2 separate regions of the Homo sapiens genome follow, and region 1 is linked to region 2. A link is an interaction called in ENCODE POLR2A ChIA-PET data of the cell type or tissue named here. Cell type or tissue: OCI-LY7. All regions are shown on one strand. Links, peaks and the distances in the headings refer to the core of each region. The heading gives the core; the rest is flanking DNA.

Evidence for each region. ChIA-PET counts read pairs that join two places held together with the same protein. Peaks named below come from ENCODE experiments on the same cell type or tissue, not always from the same donor. Only the 100,000 strongest peaks of a DNase experiment are listed, where the experiment ranks them.
Region 1: POLR2A ChIA-PET joins it to region 2 with 8 read pairs; 3 of 35 experiments call an interaction of 5 or more read pairs at or near these places.

What each region holds. Positions count from the first base shown.
Region 1 is chr19:45,129,106-45,134,474 of GRCh38, forward strand. The region is part of intron 1 of PPP1R37 (protein phosphatase 1 regulatory subunit 37); the gene reads left to right. It also overlaps the pseudogene EIF5AP3. Among named protein-coding and RNA genes, the nearest start is that of NKPD1, 29 kb to the right of the region's middle. RefSeq lists an enhancer at 624-1,125 and a silencer at 1,146-1,440. In OCI-LY7, for the core only: CTCF peaks have their summits at 2,135 (motif pointing left) and 2,334; a DNase peak (open chromatin) is centred at 2,116; H3K4me3 peaks cover 1,155 bases; H3K27ac peaks cover 2,864 bases.
Region 2 is chr19:44,961,729-44,967,097 of GRCh38, forward strand. CLPTM1 (CLPTM1 regulator of GABA type A receptor forward trafficking) reads left to right here. Exons shown (of 14, transcript NM_001294.4): 2 at 235-347. Among named protein-coding and RNA genes, the nearest start is that of CLPTM1, 9.0 kb to the left of the region's middle. RefSeq lists a silencer at 5-158. In OCI-LY7, for the core only: no CTCF peak of the experiment used is centred there; no DNase peak of the experiment used is centred there; H3K4me3 peaks cover 396 bases; H3K27ac peaks cover 815 bases.

The DNA of each region.
Region 1 (5,369 bases), core at 119-5,118, 170 kb after region 2:
TAGGCTGGACTCTTCCTACACAATGTATTTGATGTTTTATTTTGTTTTTCCCACCCCTTCAATCTGTCGGGGAGCCCCTGCCCTTCACCTAGCTCCCTTGGCCAGGAACAAGCAAAGCCATGGCCTTGGTGAAGCTGCCATCCTTTTCCCTGCTCGCACTACAGCCCTGGTTGGGGGGAGACGGTGGGCGATGCTTGTGGTTTATTTATTTGAGACAGAGTCTCACTCTGTTGCCCAAGCTGGAGTGCACGGGGCACCATCTCGGCTTACTGCAACCTCCACCTCTTGGGTTAAGCAGTTCTCCTGCCTCAGCCTCCCGAGTAGCTGGGATTACAGGCACGTGCCACCATGCCAGGCTAATTTTTGTATTTTTAGTAGAGACAGGGTTTCACTATGTTGGCCAGGCTGGTCTTGAACTCCTGACCTCGTGATCTGCCCGTCTCGGCCTCCCAAAGTGCTGGGATTACAGGTGTGAGCCACTGAGCCCGGCCTTATTTATTTATTTTAATTCAATCTGGAATCAGAAAGCGGTGGATTCTGGCACATGGTCCTTGTGCCCTCCCCACTCACCCCTGGTCTGGTCCCCTGTTCCCCATGGTCCTATACCCTAAGCACGACCCCCACAGACTAAGGCCAGCCCCCTGCCGTACCTGTGCCTCTCCCCAAACCCCTTTAGATGGGGAGGGAAAAGGAGGAGCGGGGAGGGGTCCTGCCCCCATGGGCTTTACCCTTCCCTGCGGTCTCTCTCCCCAACACATTTGTTAAAATCAAACCTGAATAAAACTACAAGTTTAATATGGAAAAAAACAATAATAGTCGAGGCAGACCTGGGCCTTTTAGTCTGTACTCTTGCCTCTGTGAGCCTTGACTCTGAAAAGGGGATAGTAAAAGGATGTCTCTTGGGGTGGCTGGGGGGCTTCTGTGGGGTCCAGGCAGCACAGGACCTAACCAGCAGGGTGCCAAGCAGGGGGATGCCTGGGCTGCAGGCATTGACTCGCCTGTGTCCCACAACCCCTCTTGGAGCTGGAGCACTAGCGGGGGCTCAGCTGCCAAAACCCAGGGACAGGTGAGGCTGTCACCATCCAAGATGGCAATCTGGTGTGCCATTCCTGACTGCCAACCTGCACGATCAGGTCCCCTCCCCGTGAGTACTACAGGGGACCCCACTCCTGCAGAATACAATCCTCCCATGAGCCTGAATCCATCCTGTTGCTGCTCTGCCCCTCGCCCCCAGTGGCTCCGGTCTCCTGCAGAATGAGAGCGAAGTCCTCACCAGGGTCCACGGGGTCACCGTCCCACATCATCCCCAGTGCTCCCCTCCCGGTGTGCTTTGGCGCCGAGCCTGCTCCCACCGTCACACTTAAGCCTGCCCCAGTGGTTGCTGCCTGCCACGGGGTTTGCACAGGGACTGCGCAGTGGGCCTCCTGAATGAAGACCCAGACCTGAGCCCGGTGGGGCCTCTGGGAACACTCCTTTCAAGGCCAGCTCACCCTGGCTCCTTTCTGTTCATTCCAAAATAACAAAATAACACCTGCATTGCAAAGCGTGGTTATTCTGAGCCTGGTTGCCATCACAGTCATATGGGGACCTGTTAAAATCTGGGCCCCTGGGCCCTAGCTAGGACCTCCTGACTCTGGTGCTCTGTGAACCTGGCTCGCAGACGTCCCGATTTCATGTGGTGGACACTGGGGCATGGGAAGGTCATTTCCAGCCAGAGGTAGCATGGTTGTTACGGAGCAGCCCTAAATATTCCTGCTCCAGGCTTGTCTGGACTTCCTCCCTCCCCATCCCTCCTCTGAGAGTTGACACCCTCCCACTGTGTCCCCCAGCCCGCACAGTGTTGCTTCCTGGTGTTTTGACTCCCACTTGGATGACTGTGTCTGTTTCCCCCGCCCTGCTCCAGGCTGGCACGGATGGTGTGAGTCATCACCGCCCCCTGATGCCCAACCTGTCCTTGCATCTCTTGGGTACCATTGCACCTGTGTGCAAATGCCAGACAGACATCTCTCTGCCTGTCACCTGATGCCCGGCGTCAGGTTTCTCTCTGTCCCTTTGTGAGGGCCACAGCCGGCGGGAGTGGGAGGCAAGCTCTGTTTGCCCTTCATCCTCTCCCTGGGGAGCTGGCTGCCACCTGCTGGGCGAGCGGCAGAGCCCCATCCCTGCAGCAGCAAGGCCCTGCCCGCCAGCTGCTGCACAGCAGCATCTCTCCCTGGAGCTCATGCCTTTCACCATCCCACCCAGGGCTCCCCACACCCTGCCTCCGCCCCAGCCCTTCCCCTCCTCAGGCCAGACAAGGGAGCCGAGAGTTGAGCTGTGCTGTGGTTTCAGGTCAAGACAGTCCTGGGGTGTGTTCCAGTCCTGCCACTTCCAGGCTCCATCCCTTGGGCAGGTGTCTTTTCTTCTCCCAGATTGCTTCCCTGATAAGATGGAGGTCTAGTTATGCCAGCATCATAGGGGTGCTGAGCTGGCCAAGTGAAATTGTGCATGGAAAGTACTTAGGAGCTGGGTGAGGCGGCTCACGCCTGTAATTCCAGCACTTTGGGAGGCTGAGGCAGGAGGATTGCTGGAGCCTGGGAGTTCAAGACCAGCCTGGGCAATATAGCAAGACCTTGACCCCTTTGTTTTTTAGAAAGTGCTTATTAGCACTATGCATTACACAGAGTAAGTTTCTGATACCGGGAAGTGGCTGCCACCATCACCACCACCATCATCACGTTTTTCTCCATTTGTGTCTCCTGCTGACTAAGCCACACTGTGACACTGGTGCCAGCTACTTCATGGGTGCTCTCACGTCCCTTGTTGCCTGCGACCCCACAGGTGTCCCTTTCAGGGAGGGAAAGAGGTTGCTGTGGTCATTTAACACAGCCTCGGCAGGCCAGGGATGGAACTCAGGTCTTCTTATTCCAAGCCGTTACCTCTGCAGATCCATCCCCAACACATGCCTGCTTTGTAGAAAATACTCACACACCCAAACACATGTGTTTTGAACACACCTGTCCTCCTCTCTGACAGCCACTTGAATTCTGGTCCCTGCTTAATGGGCCTTCAGAGCCTTGGACTTGAGCAAATGCATCTGAGCCCTGACCTTGAGACCCACACTCACACACGTGCCCACCCCCACATACTTGTGTGCACATGGTGGATTTACTGCATGCTGGAAAAACAAGAGGAATGTAAAAGCTAAGGAGCAGTTACGTATTTTTTCTTTTCTTTTTTTTTTAAGAGAGTCTCACTCTATTGCCCAGGCTGGAGTACAGCGACACAATCACAGCTCACTGCAGCCTCAAACTCCCAGGCTCAAGCTATCCTCCCATCTCAGCCTCCCAAGTCACTGCGACCACAGGCATGTGCTAATTTTTGTATTTTTTGTTTGTTTTGTAGAGACAGGGTCTCACTTTGTTGCTCGGCTGGTCTTGAACTCCTGGTTTCAAGTGATCCTCTCGCCTCAGCCTCCCGAGTAGCTGGGATTACAGGCACACACTACCACGCCTGGCTAATTTTTAAATTTTTGGCAGAGATGGTATCACCATGTTGCCTAGGCTGGTCTCGAACTCCTGGCCTCAAGTGATTCTCTTGCCTCAGCCTCCCAAGTAGCTGGGACTACAGGCACGCACCACCATGCCCAACTGATTTTTTAGTTTTTTGTAGAGACAAGGTCTCCCTATGTTGCCCAGGCTGGTCTCGAATTCCTGGGCTCAAAGGAACTTCCTGCCTTGGCTTCCCAAAGTGCTGGGATTGCAGGCATGAGCCACTACCCCTGGACCAAGTGAGCATGTATATGTGTGTGCTAAGCACTGGTTCCAGGGAGGGACCCTACTAACTCACTCACTCGCCACACGACCCTGGGAGTTAGTTACACTCATCCCCATTTTAGGGATAAAACAGTTGAGGCACGGGTCACATTGCTTTGCTCAAGAGTTTGAGTTGGGCGCTAGGATTTGACTCCAGGCAGTCTCGCCCCAGAACTCATGTTCTTTTTGTGTGTCCGTGAGAAGGAGTTTCACTCTTGTTGCCCAGGCTGGAGTGCAGTGGTGCGATCTCAGCTCACCACAACCTCCACCTCCACCTCCCGGGTTCAAGTGATTCTCCTGCCTCAGCCTCCTGAGTAGCTGGGGTTACAGGCATGCGCCACAACACCCAGCTAATTTTTGTATTTTTAGTAGAGACGGGGTTTCACCATGTTGGCCAGGCTTGTCTCGAACTCCTGGCCTCAGATGATCTGCCCTCCTCAGCCTCCCAAAGTGCTGGGATTACAGGCGTGAGCCACCGCGCCCGGCCCAGAATTCACGTTCTTAACCATATTGCAAGACTCTATATCTCAGGTGGGACCTGTGAGATGCTGTGAAGCCCACCTAAGGTCACTGAGTGTGTGAGAGAGACAGCAAAGATCCCAGCCCCATCCCTCAGGGCCACAGCTGTGCCCTAACCACTGCGCAGCCCTTCCCTTTGGAACCTGGCTCTGAGCTCCAGCCCAGGCCCTACACCAAAGCCTTTGAATGAACTACAGTCCTGCCATGGCTGTTTGGCCTTGCCTGTGGAATAGGGGTCCTGTGGCTATGCTCCCCTGGATCCTGGGGACCCACCCCTTTATGAGACTTCAGTCACTCTGCCTGGAAGCCGTGACTGACAAAGATCACCTGCTTCCTGCTGCCTTAAAGGAGACACTGGGCATCACATGACCTTTTCCATGTCCATCATGGGGTCATGTGGGCTGTGACATGGCAGAGTCAGATGGGTCCAAGCTGGCCCTGTGGTCAGACGTGGTGGACCCATCACCTCCCCTCGTGAGTCCGCATTGAGTGCAGATACTGAGGAACTGGGTGTGAAATGCCTCGGGTAGCATCTCTCATGTGGTTAGTGCTCAGTACGCCAGAGTCAGTTATTTTGACCCACGCCTGCTCATGAACTGTTTCACGCTGCCATTTTCTTCTTAGCCACCTCCTCACACCATTTTAAATGGACAGGTGTGTGTAGGGGCCCATCCTGGGCCAGCCAGCTGCTCTCCCTGCAACTTTGGACAAGTTATCGCACCTCTGCCCCATGCCGCAGTTTTCTCCTCTCTTTTTTTTTTCTGAAATTTTTTTTGTAGAGACTGGCTTTGTTGGCAAGGCTGGTCTCAAACTCTTGGCCTAAAGCAATCCTCCTGTCTTGGCCTCACATAGTGCTGGGATTGCAGGCGTGAGCCATGTGCCCAGTCTCCTCTCTAAAGTGGGAGGATACTAATACTCCCGTGATGGAAGTGATCAGGGAATTGAAGCTGTGTTTATTTGCATTGGAAGTGCTGGGGATGGGCCTGGCGGGTGTGAGTGCTGTCAGCGCGAACTTCCTCTCTGATCTGCCCATGCTGCTCTTTCTTTTTTCTTATTAAT
Region 2 (5,369 bases), core at 254-5,253:
CAGCAAAAGACTCTCTAGGTCACCACTGTCCCTAGGTCACAGAGGTGCTCTGCGAGTGTTTTCCTCCTAAAAGAAGAGGACCGCACCTTCCCAGGTGTTTTCACTGATTCATTCTCCAGTTATTGATAAGCACCCACTCTTTGCCCAGCCTGTGCCTGGCCTTCATGCATGATGGTGTCTAAGACAGCCCCCGTGTCCATTCTCCCTCCTTACCCTGGCCTCTGTCCCCCACAGGTGACCAGCAATGGCAGCATCGGGAGGGACCCGCCAGCGGAGACCCAGCCTCAGAACCCACCGGCCCAGCCGGCACCCAATGCCTGGCAGGTCATCAAAGGTGTGCTGTTTAGGTGAGCAGACGGGACTTGGGTTTGTTCACCGAAAACATTCAAATAAAAATAAGGAAGAAAGGAAAAGTCAGCTGATCAGCTGAGGATGGTGATCATTACTGTATGGTAGAGTTGCTTTTTTTCTTTTTTTTTTTGTATGATGGAATGTTTTCTAAACCTTTTTTTTACTCTGGTAAAACATACTGAAGTAGGGAGTCTCCCTGAACCTGTTCTGGTTTTTGGGGGGCTACCTGATTTGTGAAAAAATAAAAACACAAAAAATACTGAAGTAGTTTGCTAGGGCCCTTGTATCAAGTAATATAGACGGAGTAGCTTAAACAACTGAAATAGGAAATTCATTGTCTTACAGTTCTGAAGGCTGGAAGTCCAGGATCCAGCTGTGGGCAGGGGCAGTTTCTTCTGTGGCTTCTCTCCTGGGCTTGCAGAAGGCCGTCTTCTCCCTGTGTCTTCATGTGGTCTTTCCTCTGTGTGTGTCTGTGTCCTAAGCTCCTCTTATGGGGACACTAGTCATACTGGCTTAGTACCCACCATAATGACCTCACTGAACCTTACTTTTTTACAGACCCTATCTGGGCCAGGCACAATGACTCACCCTCATAATCCCAGCATTTTGGGAGGCCAGGTTGGAAGGACTGCTTGAGCCCAGGAGTTTGAGACCAGCCTGGGCAACATAGTAAGACCCTGTCTCTACTAAAAATAAAAAAATCTGGCTGGGCACGGTGGCTTACACCTACAATCCCAGCACTTTGGGAGGCCGAGGCGGGTGGATCACGAGGTCAAGAGATCGAGACCATCCTGGCCAACATAGTGATACCCCATCTCTACTAAAAATAAAAAAATTCCGGAGGCTGAGACAGGAGAATGGCGTGAACCCGGGAGGCGGAGCTTGCAGAGAGCTGAGATCGCGCTACTGCACTCCAGCCTGGGCAACAGAGAAAGACTCCGTCTCAAAAAAAATAAAAAATACAAAAAAAATACAAAAATTAGCTGGGTGTGGTGGCACGTGCCTGTAGTCCCAGCTACTCAGGAGGCTGAGGGCAGGAGAATCGTTTGAACCCAGGAGGCAGAGGTTGCGGTGAGCTGAGATCGTGCCACTGCATTCCAGCCTGGGGACAGAGTGAGACTCCATCTCAAAAAAAAAAAAAAAAAAAAAGCCAGGTATGGTGACACGTACCTGTAGTCTCAGCTATTCAAGAGGCTGAGGTAGGAGGATCACTTGAGCCTTGGAAATTTTTTTATTTTTATTTTATGTATTTTTTTTTTTTTTTGAGACGGAGTCTCGCTCTGTCGCCCAGGCTGGAGTGCAGTGGCACAATCTTGGCTCACTGCAAGCTCCGCCTCCCGGGTTCACGCCATTCTCCTGCCTCAGCCTCCCGAGTAGCTGGGACTACAGGCACCCGCCACCACACCTGGCTAATTTTTTGTATTTTCAGTAGAGATGGGGTTTCACCGTGTTAGCCAGGATGGTCTCTATCTCCTGACCTCATGATCCGCCTGCCTTGGCCTCCCAAAGTGCTGCGATTACAGGTGTGAGCCACCGCACCCAGCCTATTTTTATTTTTGTAATGGAGTCTCGCTCTGTTTCCCAGGCTGGAGTACAGTGGCGCGATCTCAGCTCACTGCAACCTCCACCTCCTGGGTTCAAGCGATTCTCCTGCCTCAGCCTCCTGAGCAGCTGGAATTAAGGTATGTGCCACCATGCCCAGCTAATTTTGTATTTTTAGTAGAGATGGGGTTTCTCCATGTTGGTCAGGCTGGTCTCGAACTCCCAACCTCAGGCAATCTGCCCGCCTTGGCCTCCCAAAGTGTTGGGATTACAGGCGTGAGCCACTGCACCCAGTGCCTAGCTAATTTTTGCTTTTTTTTTTTTTTATTAGAGATGGGGTTTCACTATGTTGACCAGGCTGGTCTCGAACTCCTGACCTCATGATCCACCCGCCTCAGCCTCCCAAAGTGCTGGGATTACAGGCGTGAGCCACTGGGCCCTGCCTGACCCTCAGAAGTTGAAGCTGCAGTGAGCCGAGATCACACCACTGTACTCCAGTCTGGGCATCAGAGTGAGACCTTATCGCAAAAAAAAGTTGGGGGGACCCTGTCTCTAAATCTAGTCACGGTGGTACTGAAGGTTGAGACTTTAACATATGAATTTTGGGAGACATGATTCAGCCCACATCTGCACATAACATCAAATTTACCATTTTAACCTATGTTTTCATTTTAACCTTTTTTTTTTTTTTTTTTTTTTTTTTTTTTGAGACAGCGTCTCACTTTGTCACCCAGGCTGGAGTGCAGTAGTGCAATCTCGGCTCACTGCAGTCTCTGCCTCCTGGGTTCAAGCGATTCTCCTGCCTCAGCCACCTGAGTAGCTGGGACTACAGGCACCTGCCACCACGCCTGGCTAATTTTTGTATTTTTAGTGGAGATGGGGTTTTGCCGTGTTGGCCAGGCTGGTCTCTAACTCCTGACCTCAGGTGATCCACCCGCCTCAGCCTCCTAAAGTCCTGGGATTATAGGCGTGAGCCACCACGCTTGGCCCATTTTAACCATTTTTAAGTATGTAGTCCTGTGGCATTAAGTACATCTCCACTGTTGTGCCCCCATCACCATTATCCATCCCGAGAATTTACTCTTCCCAAACTGAAATTCCATACCCATCAGACACAAGCTTCCCATTTCTTCCTCCTTGCAACACCTGGCAGCCACTTTTCTATTTCCTGTCTCTCTTTCACTACTCTAGTTAGCTCCTGTATGTGGAATCAGACAGCATTTGTCCTTCTGTGACTGCCTGGTGGTGACCCTTTTACCTGTGGGTTCACATGCTATTCCTGGGCAGTGGGACCCCAGGGCCTGTTTTTTCAAAGCCCAGCTTCTGTTTGAGGCCCTGGGGAGATGCTGGGTGGTGGCGGGGGAATATGCTTGGCACTGGGTTCTATCCTTCCTGCCTAGACCTAGTGACAGTCACCTTCTTTGCTCTGAGCCTTTGTTTACTCCTCTGCAAAATAGATATTCCTTTTATTTTTTTTTTGCTTTTTGGAGATGTATTTTAGCAAAATAAGAGACCACACCATGCAGTTAGGCAATCAGCTTCCCTACTTATGAGATAGAAGGAATTGCACAGCAGAGATGTTTACAACAATCATCCCGCCAGGTGCGGTGGCTCACGCCTGCAATCCCAGCACTTTGGGAGACCGAGGCAGGCAGATCATGAGGTCAAGAGATCGAGACCATCCTGGCCAATATGGTGAAACCCCATCTCTACTAAAAATACAAAAATTAGCTGGGTGTGGTGGCACAAGCCTGTAGTCCCAGCTACTCGGGAGGCTGAGGCAGGAGAATCACTTGAACCTGGGAGGTAGAGGTTGCAGTGAGCCAAGATCGTGCCACTGCACTCAAGCCTGGCGACAGAGCAAGACTGAGTCTCAAAAAAAAAAGAGAAAATAAAAATAAAACAATCATGGCTGGGCGCGGTGGCTCACGCCTGTAATCCCAGCACTTTGGGAGGCCAAGGCAAGCAGATCACGAGGTCAGGAGATCGAGACCATCCTGGCTAACACAGTGAAACGCCGTCTCTACTGAAAATACAAAAAAATTAGCCAGGTGTGGTGGCGGGCGCCTGTAGTCCCAGCTACTCAGGAGGCTGAGGCAAGAGAATGGTGTGAACCCAGGAGGCGGAGCTTACAGTGAGCCCAGGTGGTGCCACTGCACTCCAGCCTAGGCGACAGCGAGACTCCGTCTCAAAAAATAAAACAAAAATAAAAAAATAAAACAATCATTCCTTTGGCTAGAATGTCTTCACATGGCCATGGCCAGCTGCACGGGAGGCTGGGAAATGTGGTCTTTAATCTGGGAAACTGAGCACCCTGCTGGAAAGCAGGGCTCCTATTACTGAGGAAGAAGAGGAGAGTGGTTATGGGGGGCAGCTACTTATCTCTTCCATAAAATCTTATTACTGGTTTCCCTTAGCTTATAAATTATGAGTGTTTATTTTACAAAATTAAGTAGTTCAAACAATACGAAGAGTGAAAAGAAAAAGCTAATGAAAAAGTGTAATGTGGGCCGGGCGCGGTGGCTCACGCCTGTAATCCCAGCACTTTGGGAGGCCGAGGTGGGTGGATCACGAGGTTAGGAGATCGAGACCATCCTGGCTAACACAGTGAAACTGCATCTCTACTAAAAATATAAAAAATTAGCCGGGCATGGTGGCAGGCGCCTATAGTCCCAGCTACTCGGGAGGCTGAGGCAGGAGGATGGCGTGAACCTAGGAGGCGGAGCTTGCAGTGTGCCAAGATGCCGCCACTGCACTCCAGCCTGGGTGACAGAGCGAGACACAGTCTCAAAAATAAAAAAGTGTAATGTGTTGGTGGCCATCCCATAGGCACACATTTTTGTAATTGGCCCTAAATGGGATTATATATAGATGCTCACAGATAGAGTTGTTTAAAATAGAGAAAAGTTAGGAGGCGGGGGGCAGGTAGTGTCAGATAGCGTGTAAGAGCACAGCCCTGCTGACATCTCAGCCCTGCCACCTCTGAGCTCTGTGGCCTGGTCAGGTTATCACCCTTCTTGAGCCTCATTTTCCACCTCACAGACAGGGAATCTTGACAATTAGCTCAGGGTGCATCAGAAGGATTCCAAGAGAATTCATGTCAACTGAGGGGTGCAGGAGCTGGCACGCACACAGACAATGTTGGCCATGATTCCTTTTGTTGTTCAACGTGGAAAAAAAAAAAGCCTGAGCAACACAGTAAGACCCCCATCTCTCTCTCTCTCTCTCTTTTTTTTGGGAGACAGAATCTCGCTCCGTCGCCCAGGCTGGAGTGCAGTGGCGCGATCTCGGCTCACTGCAAGCTCCGCCTCCTAGGTTCACGCCATTCTCCTGCCTCAGCCTCCCGAGTAGCTGGGACTACAGGCGCCCGCCACAGCGCCCGGCTAATTTTTTGTATTTTTAGTAGAGACAGGGTTTCATCGTGTTAGCCAGGATAGTCTCGATCTCCTGACCTCGCTATCCACGCACCTCGGGCT